Linked DNA regions of Homo sapiens: regions 1 and 3 are each linked to region 2. A link is a contact called in ENCODE Hi-C or POLR2A ChIA-PET data. All regions are on one chromosome and are shown on one strand. Each heading gives the region's core, a stretch centred on a gene start or an enhancer-like site at or near the end of the contact. The rest is flanking DNA. Distances are from core to core; before and after follow the strand shown.

Region 1 (2,700 bases), core at 167-2,666, 99 kb before region 2:
TACCTATTTCCTCTCCATTAACACACAAACATATGCACACTCATGCACACAAATGCACACATATGTGCACATCTGCGGGTGCACACCACTACCAAAACCCAAACATCTTTTTGCTCCTTAGATGGCTGGCAGCGTGAATTTTCTGTAATGTAAACGAAGAAGTGGTGGGCAGGATAAAGGGTTAAGTAAGGATCTCTAGTAATGCTCCAACTTGTTCTTTGAGGAGTAACAAAGAGAGGAAGCACAGGCTTTGTGGAAGGAAATTCCCAGGCCCCACTTCGGACATTCGCAACCTGCCCTGTGAACCTCTGAGGGGTGTCTGATAATAAACACTTGCAAACAAAACAATCCATGAAGGCATTTTTACTAACATTCTCACATTCTCACCAAAGGGCTACAGCACATTTTCCTGAATCTGCGGACCTTGGAGGGGGGACCTGGACATCCACCTGCCAGCAGAGGCCAACAACCCAGTCCCTGCTCAGGCTGGTGTTTGTACGTGCAGGTCCCCCTTGCTCCTTGGGCCTTTGATTGGGCAGGGGTGGTGATGGGGCTGTGGAATGCAGATCACAGACTCAACACCGGACAGGATGTGTGTGGACTGCTGTGTGCAGACCTGAGACCCACCTCTTCATCTTTCACGGAGACCCCCAGACATAGCCCTGAGCATTGCAACTTTGAGTAATAATGCAGTGACCTTCCCCAGGAGTAGAAGGAACTTGACAAAGGCATGAAAAGCTTTGCTTGTAAAGTGTGCCAATTAAGTAACAAATTGGCCTTCTTTTCCTGTAGTAGCAAAACAAACAAATAAAACCCCTGGAGACTTGACAGTAAATATTTGTGCACAAGTTTCTTGTAAGAAGCTCAAAACATGTTAGGACCAAGATGCAAAAACTTAAGCAAAAGTCTAGTTTGGGTGAGATTATTTGTAATATTATACCTTATTTATCCCCAAACTAATAGGATGTGAGATCTGTTATGCCCATTTCATCAATGAATAAATAAAGGATCAGAAACTGGCCTAGAATAATAGTAAAGTTCTGGGTGATTCAGGTATCTGATACTTGCTCTAGTGAGTGTGTGTGTGTGTGTGTGTGTGTGTGTGTGTGTGTGTGTATGTGTGTGTTTATTGGGGCTGTGTGTACACAGATTTATGGCTTTTTTAAAACAAAATATTCTTAAAATCACTTTATTAATTGCAATTCAAGCCAAGATCCTCAAACAGCATCGCTGTCTCAGGTCTAGACCAGAATTCACTTCACAGTACGGGTGAGATTTAGATCCTTGACTACAAAAAGAAAGCTGACGCTTTACTTTTGAATTGCCGTCACCGGTCTCTGGAATATTTTTGGATGACTACTCATTTGCATCTGTCCAGAGTTGGCGGGCAATCTCCCTCTTGACCCCAGCCCTCAAGACCACATTGATCCAACCGAGGTGATGACAGGTTCCAGATTTTACTCTAGGCGGGGTTAACATGAGCCTCTACTCAGGCCTCCTTCTGTCCTTTGTGCTACAACAATGGGCGGAAACACAGCCTTGTTAGAGGAAATTCCCAGGGCCATGCTTTGGACATGAGACAGTGGCTTTGCTATGCTGGGTAGGCTGATGCGCATCTAAAAATAAATACCCTGGTCTGCAAGGGTTTCTATGATTTTGTCATGTACAGTTGATTACATTTCAAAGGATTTTTTTTAATTAGTGTTTTTAAGAAAGCTAACTTAGGTAAGCCTTGAGAATAAAATATATCATGGCTTTGTTTCGGTCTGAAAACATATAGCATTTGCTTATAACTGTTTCTGTTGAAAGGACTGCTGCTTTCTTCCCCCAGGATCTCAAAGTGAGATTGAAGAAAGCAAAGGCATGCTGAGATGCTGCCCAAGCATGGTCAGAAACATGTGAGGGTCCAGAACTGCAAGTTCTTTGAGTCCACAAAGGATAAAGTATTAACAGAAAGCTCTGGGGCTGCCTGGAGTGGTTGCTGATGTGTATAGGGTCTACCTAAGCCTAAGTCTTACTTCTCTAAAAGTTTCCAGATCCCTACTTCACAAAGAGACTGCTCTTGAGGTGGTTCATGTAGCAGAAAAGGAAAGATGGGTAGAAGGCAGTGGCCAGTGAACTTGACTCACAGCAGGCAGACAGTTCCAGCCAGCTTTCTTCTCTCTCCAAAAGTCAAATATTCCATTCATAGTCCTTGCAACTTAGAAGATGGTAGAATCAGTTTCTTTTTCACATTTTAAAGTTAGACCTCGGAATGGCTAGGAACCCATATCCATGTAGTCATATTTCCATTTTAGCTAGAGGAGAAATCAGGGCCAAAGCTCTGAGTCTTGCTGTTATTTGCCTGACTCTACTTGAGCTGAAAATGTACAGAAATGTGGCAGTTTTCCATCAAATAGGAATGTGTTTGCAGCACAAGAAGTAACCCATAATTTAGTTAAAGAGTAACCCAAGAAGAGTGGTTTACAGTGAAGTTTTCCCTCCTCATTGTTCTCGTTTCTTTTTTGCTCTTTCCTGGAAGTCCAGCCTACTCCATTGTTACTAAGACCCTATTTTAAACTTACTGCAGCAGATAGGTAGGGCTAGCTGGTGAAAAGTCAGCTATCCTCACTCTAGCCTGATGATATTTTTTGCAGACCTTCATTTGGTGGCTTGGATCACCGCACTGACATCACGAGACTCTTGATAGCTTTGAGCGGG
Region 2 (2,700 bases), core at 166-2,665:
TAGATCTTATTTATTCTACCTAATGATATTTTTGTACCCATTAACCATCCCCACTCCCCCACTGCCCACTACTCTTCCCAGCCTCTGGAAATCATCATTCTTTTCTCTACTTCCATCAGTTTAATTGTTTTAGTTTTAGCTCCCACAAATCAGTGAGAACATGTGAAGTTTGTCTTTCTTTACCTGGCATATTTCACTAAATGTCCTCCAGCTCCATCCACGTTGTTGCAAATGACAAGATCTCATTCTTTTTTTTGTTGTTGGTTTCTTTCTTTTTTTTTTTTTGTGGTGGATCAGCCAACATTTACGGAGTACTTCCTATGTGCCAAGTACTGTTGTGATCATTTTTCATGTGTTTTTATACGTTCTGCAACCCTATTTTATAGACAATGGAGTGAAGGCATCGAGCAGTTAAGTGAATGGTGAGCCAGAAAATCAACACAACCTGACTTCAAAGTCTGTTCTGTCACACTATTCTCTACTGCTTCCTAAAGACAGATGAAAAATACAAATAGAAGTGTCTGACCCTTGCTAAATATCCAAAGAAAAAGCAAAGGCAAACCAGGTACTAATGAGATAGAACATTCTTATCATCTGAACCTTCCATAATAAATTGGAGAGCCATCAAAATCCTATAGAGTCCACACTTCATTTTATTCAAGAAGTAAGCTTCAAGTGTCACTAAATTCAAGGTCCTGTGTAAATCTGGCAGTTGGTCAAGACGGTATCTGTGGCCTTTAATCAGTTCAGAATGTACAGTATTGATACAGAATTATTATTCTCTGTACAGAATGTACACAGATAACACTGAGAAGAGAAAGCTATAACCTATAAAATAAGTGATAATCCTTTTTCCCCTTCACTCCGTCTGTGTTTAAAATAAGAGTTATACAGCACCAAGAAGCCCACCTCTCCAAGCTCAAAAGATCCTCGTGAGGCCATAGGAAAGGTACAGCTGCAGGCACCAGAACACACCCCCTGCAATCACAGGAGGTGCAGGAATTCTACAGGGTCGGGACAGCCTCAATAGAGAATCTGCTATATCTTACAAGAATCCTCCTTTTTACCATGCAGATTCTAGAGTTCCAGACCCTTTACAGTAAGATGCATTTCTCCACCAGCCTATAGCATCAGAGAAAAATAACACAAGCAAGGCTTCTGGAGAACACTCATGAGTCTGCTGGATTAGAGGCTCACACCCAACAGACTCAGAGTGCAAAGGGTCCTTCCTGTGGATGAGAAGCTCTTCTAGAACAAAATTAAGCTGCTTCCGTCCCTGGGCACTTTTGCTCTGGTGTCATGGCCGTGCTCAACTTCCTCATGAGGACAAACATCTGAAGATGTGACCTGAGATTAGGACATTCTTTTTCACTTACGTATTGTTTCAGCAAACCCCACATTGACTCCAGCACTTCCAAATGTCCTTTAGGCAAAGAGAGACATCTAGTGGCCAAGATTCACAACGTTGTAGCGGCCACCTGTTTACAAAATCACTATGCGGTACAATCACTTAATTTACCATGAAGGTGACTGAGGGACTTAATGGAGGAGGCAGGAGAAGGAGCAGTCCAAACCAGGTAACCTCTGTGACCTGAGTTGCCTTGTCCAGTTTTTCAGGACATAGATTCTGCTTGGAGCAGAGTTCATTCATTCATCTATTTATTCATTTGACAAGCATTTATACTGTCTACTAGGTACAAGACACTGTGTTAAGCCTCAGGACTTCAAAATCTATAAATACACTCTTCAAGCATCTATAATGGAGAAGGTAGGCCAGCAACAATCAGTTAAAATATGTTACGATAGGGGCTGAACACACTGTGCCACAGAAGGCTGTAGGAGAGGCACTTACATGAATCTTTGAGGATAAGAAAAAGCGTTTAAAACACAGGTCTCAAACTGGCACCCTGTGGGCCCCATCTGGCCAGCAGATGTGTTTTGTTTGGACCATGCTTTGTTTTTCTAACTCTGAATTAGTTGCCGACATTTAAACATCAGGGGATTTCACATAAAAATCCAAATTTCAGCTTCTTTTGGAAAATAAGAAGATCTGAAAACATTGGTTTGTATTCCTGCAGGGTCACATTCAATTGGAGCTGCTTTCTTAATGTTTTTACATAACAGTCAATAATGTCTCTGCATAACAGCTTCTTTTAATAAAATGTTGGTAAATTTTACATGAACAAGGTAGAAAACTCAAAATTACAAAAGCATATTCAGTAAACTACCCTTGTTCCACAACTAACCAATCTTCACCTACAAAAGCGCCCACTTTACCAGTTAGAAATTGTATAAATGCATATCCTTCTCTCACAGTTTACACCAAAGTTAATATTACCTGGATTTAAAATATAAACACAAAATATGAAACTTTAAAGACAGTAGAAGAAAACAGTTGTTGCTGATACATTCTTTAAATAATGTGTTGGTTTAATGGCAAAGGTATTCCTAAAGTAAGAACAAAACCTAGATGTCACAAAAAGAAAAAAATGGTATTTTTTTGGTGTCTTCACATAAAAAGGAGAAAAGATTCTGCAAGGTCAGCAATACAATAAACAGCATCCAAATAGAAATAATGATCTGGAAAAAAAGAAGCTATTTTCAATTTATTTAATAAATTTTTCCTAATATGCAAATAGTTCTTTGGAATCAATGAAAAAAGACAATCAACCAGATAAATAGACAAAAGGATATAAATAA
Region 3 (2,700 bases), core at 135-2,634, 87 kb after region 2:
GTAAGAAGCAAATGTTGGGTTCATTCGTTCATTCATTCAATTCATCCAACAAATACTTATTAAACCTGTAATATGTACCGCAAATTGTGCCACCATGAGGGTAATGACTTTAATCTGGTGTTTCCTTAATGTTGTCATTGAACCATACAAAGATTCATAGACATAGACCCTACCCTTAACGATCATCTTCTCCTGTAAGCGAGACAGTGTTTACTTTTACAACTACAACTCAATGTAGAAAGTAATTGTTGCATAGGATTAACTTGGAGTCTTGTTATCTGATAAAGTGGTGTCAGAGAATCCAGAGAATTTCTGCCCAACTAGGGGTGAGAAAAGAGGTAGAGTGTGGGAGGATCAAGCCTTACTGCACAGATAACATTAAAACTACACTTTGGCTAGGCACGGTGGCTCACGCCTGTAATCTCAGCCCTTTGCCAAGCTGAGGCAGGTGGATCATTTGAGGTCAGGAGTTCGAGACCAATCTGGCCAACATGGTGGTGAAACCCCATATTCTACTGAAAATACAAAAATTGCCCCAGTGTGGTTGCACATGCCTGTAGTCCTAGCTACTCAGGAGGCTGAGGCAGGAGAATCACTTGAACCCAGGAGGCAGAAGTTGCAGTGAGCTGAGATGGCACCACTGCACTCCAGCCTGGGTGACAAAGCGAGACTCCATCTCAAAAATTAAAAAATCAAACATTAAAAAACAACAACATGTAAAAGGTGGATTTGGCCAGTCACGGTGGTTCACACCTGCAATCCCAACACTTTGGGAGGCCAAGGCAGGTGGATCACCTGAAGTTCGAGACAAGCCTGGCCAATGTGGCGAAACCCCATCTCTACGATAAATACAAAAATTAGCCGAGTGTGGTGACGGGCACCTGTAGTCCCAGCTACTAGGGAGGCTGAGGCAGGAGAATCGCTTGAACCCGAGAGAGAGATGTTGCAGTGAGCCGAGATAGCACCACTATACTCCAGCCTGGGCGACAGAGCGAGACTCCATCTCAAAAAAAAAAAAAAAAAAAAAGATGGATTTGCTGGTGAACAATAAAACGGGAAGTCAGAGGAAGAGAAAAGAAAAGGGAAAGAGAAGAGGAAGTGACATTTGTGTTCAGATCTATAGAAAAGCTGCTACAACCAAGATCAGTTCCTAAAAACCTAGAGAAATGTGTGAAGTTTGACCCCACTTGCACATTCCTTCCCCACTTGTGTCGGTGGCACACCAACACTCCACCCCAGCCCACTCCATTTTCACATCCTCTACTTTTCTAAAATTGGGAAGCTTTGAAGCCAGATTCCTTCTCCCATCCCCTCCCTTGCCTTTTCTTCAGTGTACTTTCACTCCCAGCCCTTTTCCCTTTACGGTCAGATAATCTATTCTCAGGAAATGACTCACACCAAGGTATAAATTACCAGTATTGACACAGCATGTTACACTTAAGCAGACTGTTCGCTTTACAAGATAAGTGGCCTTTATCCAAAGAAATGACGTTGGATCTCAGACTGCAGGGTGCTTGTAGGAGTGGGAAGCAAGCGTTGCTAGGAGGAATAGAAATTTTCATCTTTTCTGGATGTGGGGTCTACTCTCCCTTCTTCATGTGTCTATTTTGGGTCTTCCCTCCACTAAAGCTAAGCTCTCTGATGGCAGTTTTGTCCATCTGGTTAGAACAGTGCCTGGGCAATAGTAGATACTCAAAAAGTATTAATACTTGTTATTTTAGTGAATGTTTAGTAAATGGCTTTTAGTGAATGTTGTCTGTTTCTAGTGCCCTGCAGCACAGATCTGATAAACTGAGGGAGAGAAGGGTAAGTAAGAAAGCCTGAAATTTAAAAATAAATATAATTTTATTTTAAATGATGTACATGTTATTGTTGAAAAAACTTAAATACAGAGAAGCAAAAATAATAAAGTAAAAGGTATTCATAATTCTCTCTCCAGGATCAATACCTGTTAAGATAGTGATGTAAACCCATCCAGATTTTTACCCATATCTACGTATAACAAAAAAGCACACTGTATTTAACATTCTAAACTTGTTTTTTAAAATACAATAAATCAAGATCATCTTGCCATGTAATAACATATTTTGTGTCCTTTTAAATGACTGCCTAATAATAATCTAGGCTGCTAGATATACCAGCAGACCCTATTCTACCAATTCTCTACTGCTGGAATCAGGTTGTTTCCAACTTTTCACTAGTACTTGTAAAAACACAGCAAAGAATGTCTTTATCACAAAATCTTTGTGCTTATTTCCTCTTACAAGTGAAAATATTGTCATCATTACTCTTAAAACATTGACAATATTTATCAAATACACCCTCTGTGCCAGGTACTTTACAAAACATTATTTAATCCTCCCCCAAACCCTACTATTTACAGATGAGGAAACTGACTTTGGAGATGCTGAGTCATTTGTCTGAGGTTACCATTAGTCATGCCTTTAATGTTTTTGATACCTATTGGCAAATTGCCTTCTGGAAACAGGGTTTGGAATGCTGTAGGGAATACTAGAAACCTGTTGTTTCAGATAAATCCTCCATGAAGGAAAGATTACACAATCTCCTTTAGTGAGCTATTCCCGTTTTATCGGCCTGTCAACATTGTTTTCTCCATTATGTTTACCCAAAACCTTTGTGATAATATAATTACCTATACTACCGGGCAGTGAGGTATCTTTTTGATTCACAATCTCATCA

What was found. A loop is a pair of places that touch in the nucleus more often than their neighbours do. ChIA-PET counts read pairs that join two places held with the same protein, here RNA polymerase II (POLR2A). Pooled maps may share reads with other maps.
Region 1: a loop to region 2 is called in a map of endothelial cell of umbilical vein, with 9 times the contacts of the local background. The contact joins two enhancer-like sites. A Hi-C loop is called at or near these places in 1 of 168 maps with a recorded cell type or tissue (endothelial cell of umbilical vein) and 3 of 50 pooled maps. POLR2A ChIA-PET finds 5 or more read pairs at or near these places in 1 of 52 experiments (HEK293).
Region 3: a pooled map shows a loop between it and region 2 (2.1-fold over the local background). The contact joins two enhancer-like sites. A Hi-C loop is called at or near these places in 1 of 50 pooled maps. POLR2A ChIA-PET finds 5 or more read pairs at or near these places in 2 of 52 experiments (OCI-LY7 and PC-9).

What each region holds. Positions count from the first base shown.
Region 1 is chr6:46,947,400-46,950,099 of GRCh38, forward strand. It overlaps a transcript of ADGRF5 not described here. Among named protein-coding and RNA genes, the nearest start is that of ADGRF5, 27 kb to the left of the region's middle. Within about 2 kb of position 1,417, at least 4 of the 41 ENCODE cell types and tissues checked have a DNase peak (open chromatin) inside an H3K27ac peak, as active enhancers do; they include endothelial cell of umbilical vein, where a contact is called at or near this core.
Region 2 is chr6:47,046,301-47,049,000 of GRCh38, forward strand. No RefSeq gene overlaps it. Among named protein-coding and RNA genes, the nearest start is that of ADGRF1, 5.3 kb to the left of the region's middle. Within about 2 kb of position 1,416, at least 9 of the 41 ENCODE cell types and tissues checked have a DNase peak (open chromatin) inside an H3K27ac peak, as active enhancers do; they include PC-9 and endothelial cell of umbilical vein, where a contact is called at or near this core.
Region 3 is chr6:47,133,472-47,136,171 of GRCh38, forward strand. All of the region lies in intron 2 of LOC105375081 (a long non-coding RNA gene), which reads right to left. Among named protein-coding and RNA genes, the nearest start is that of ADGRF1, 92 kb to the left of the region's middle. Within about 2 kb of position 1,385, at least 10 of the 41 ENCODE cell types and tissues checked have a DNase peak (open chromatin) inside an H3K27ac peak, as active enhancers do; they include PC-9, where a contact is called at or near this core.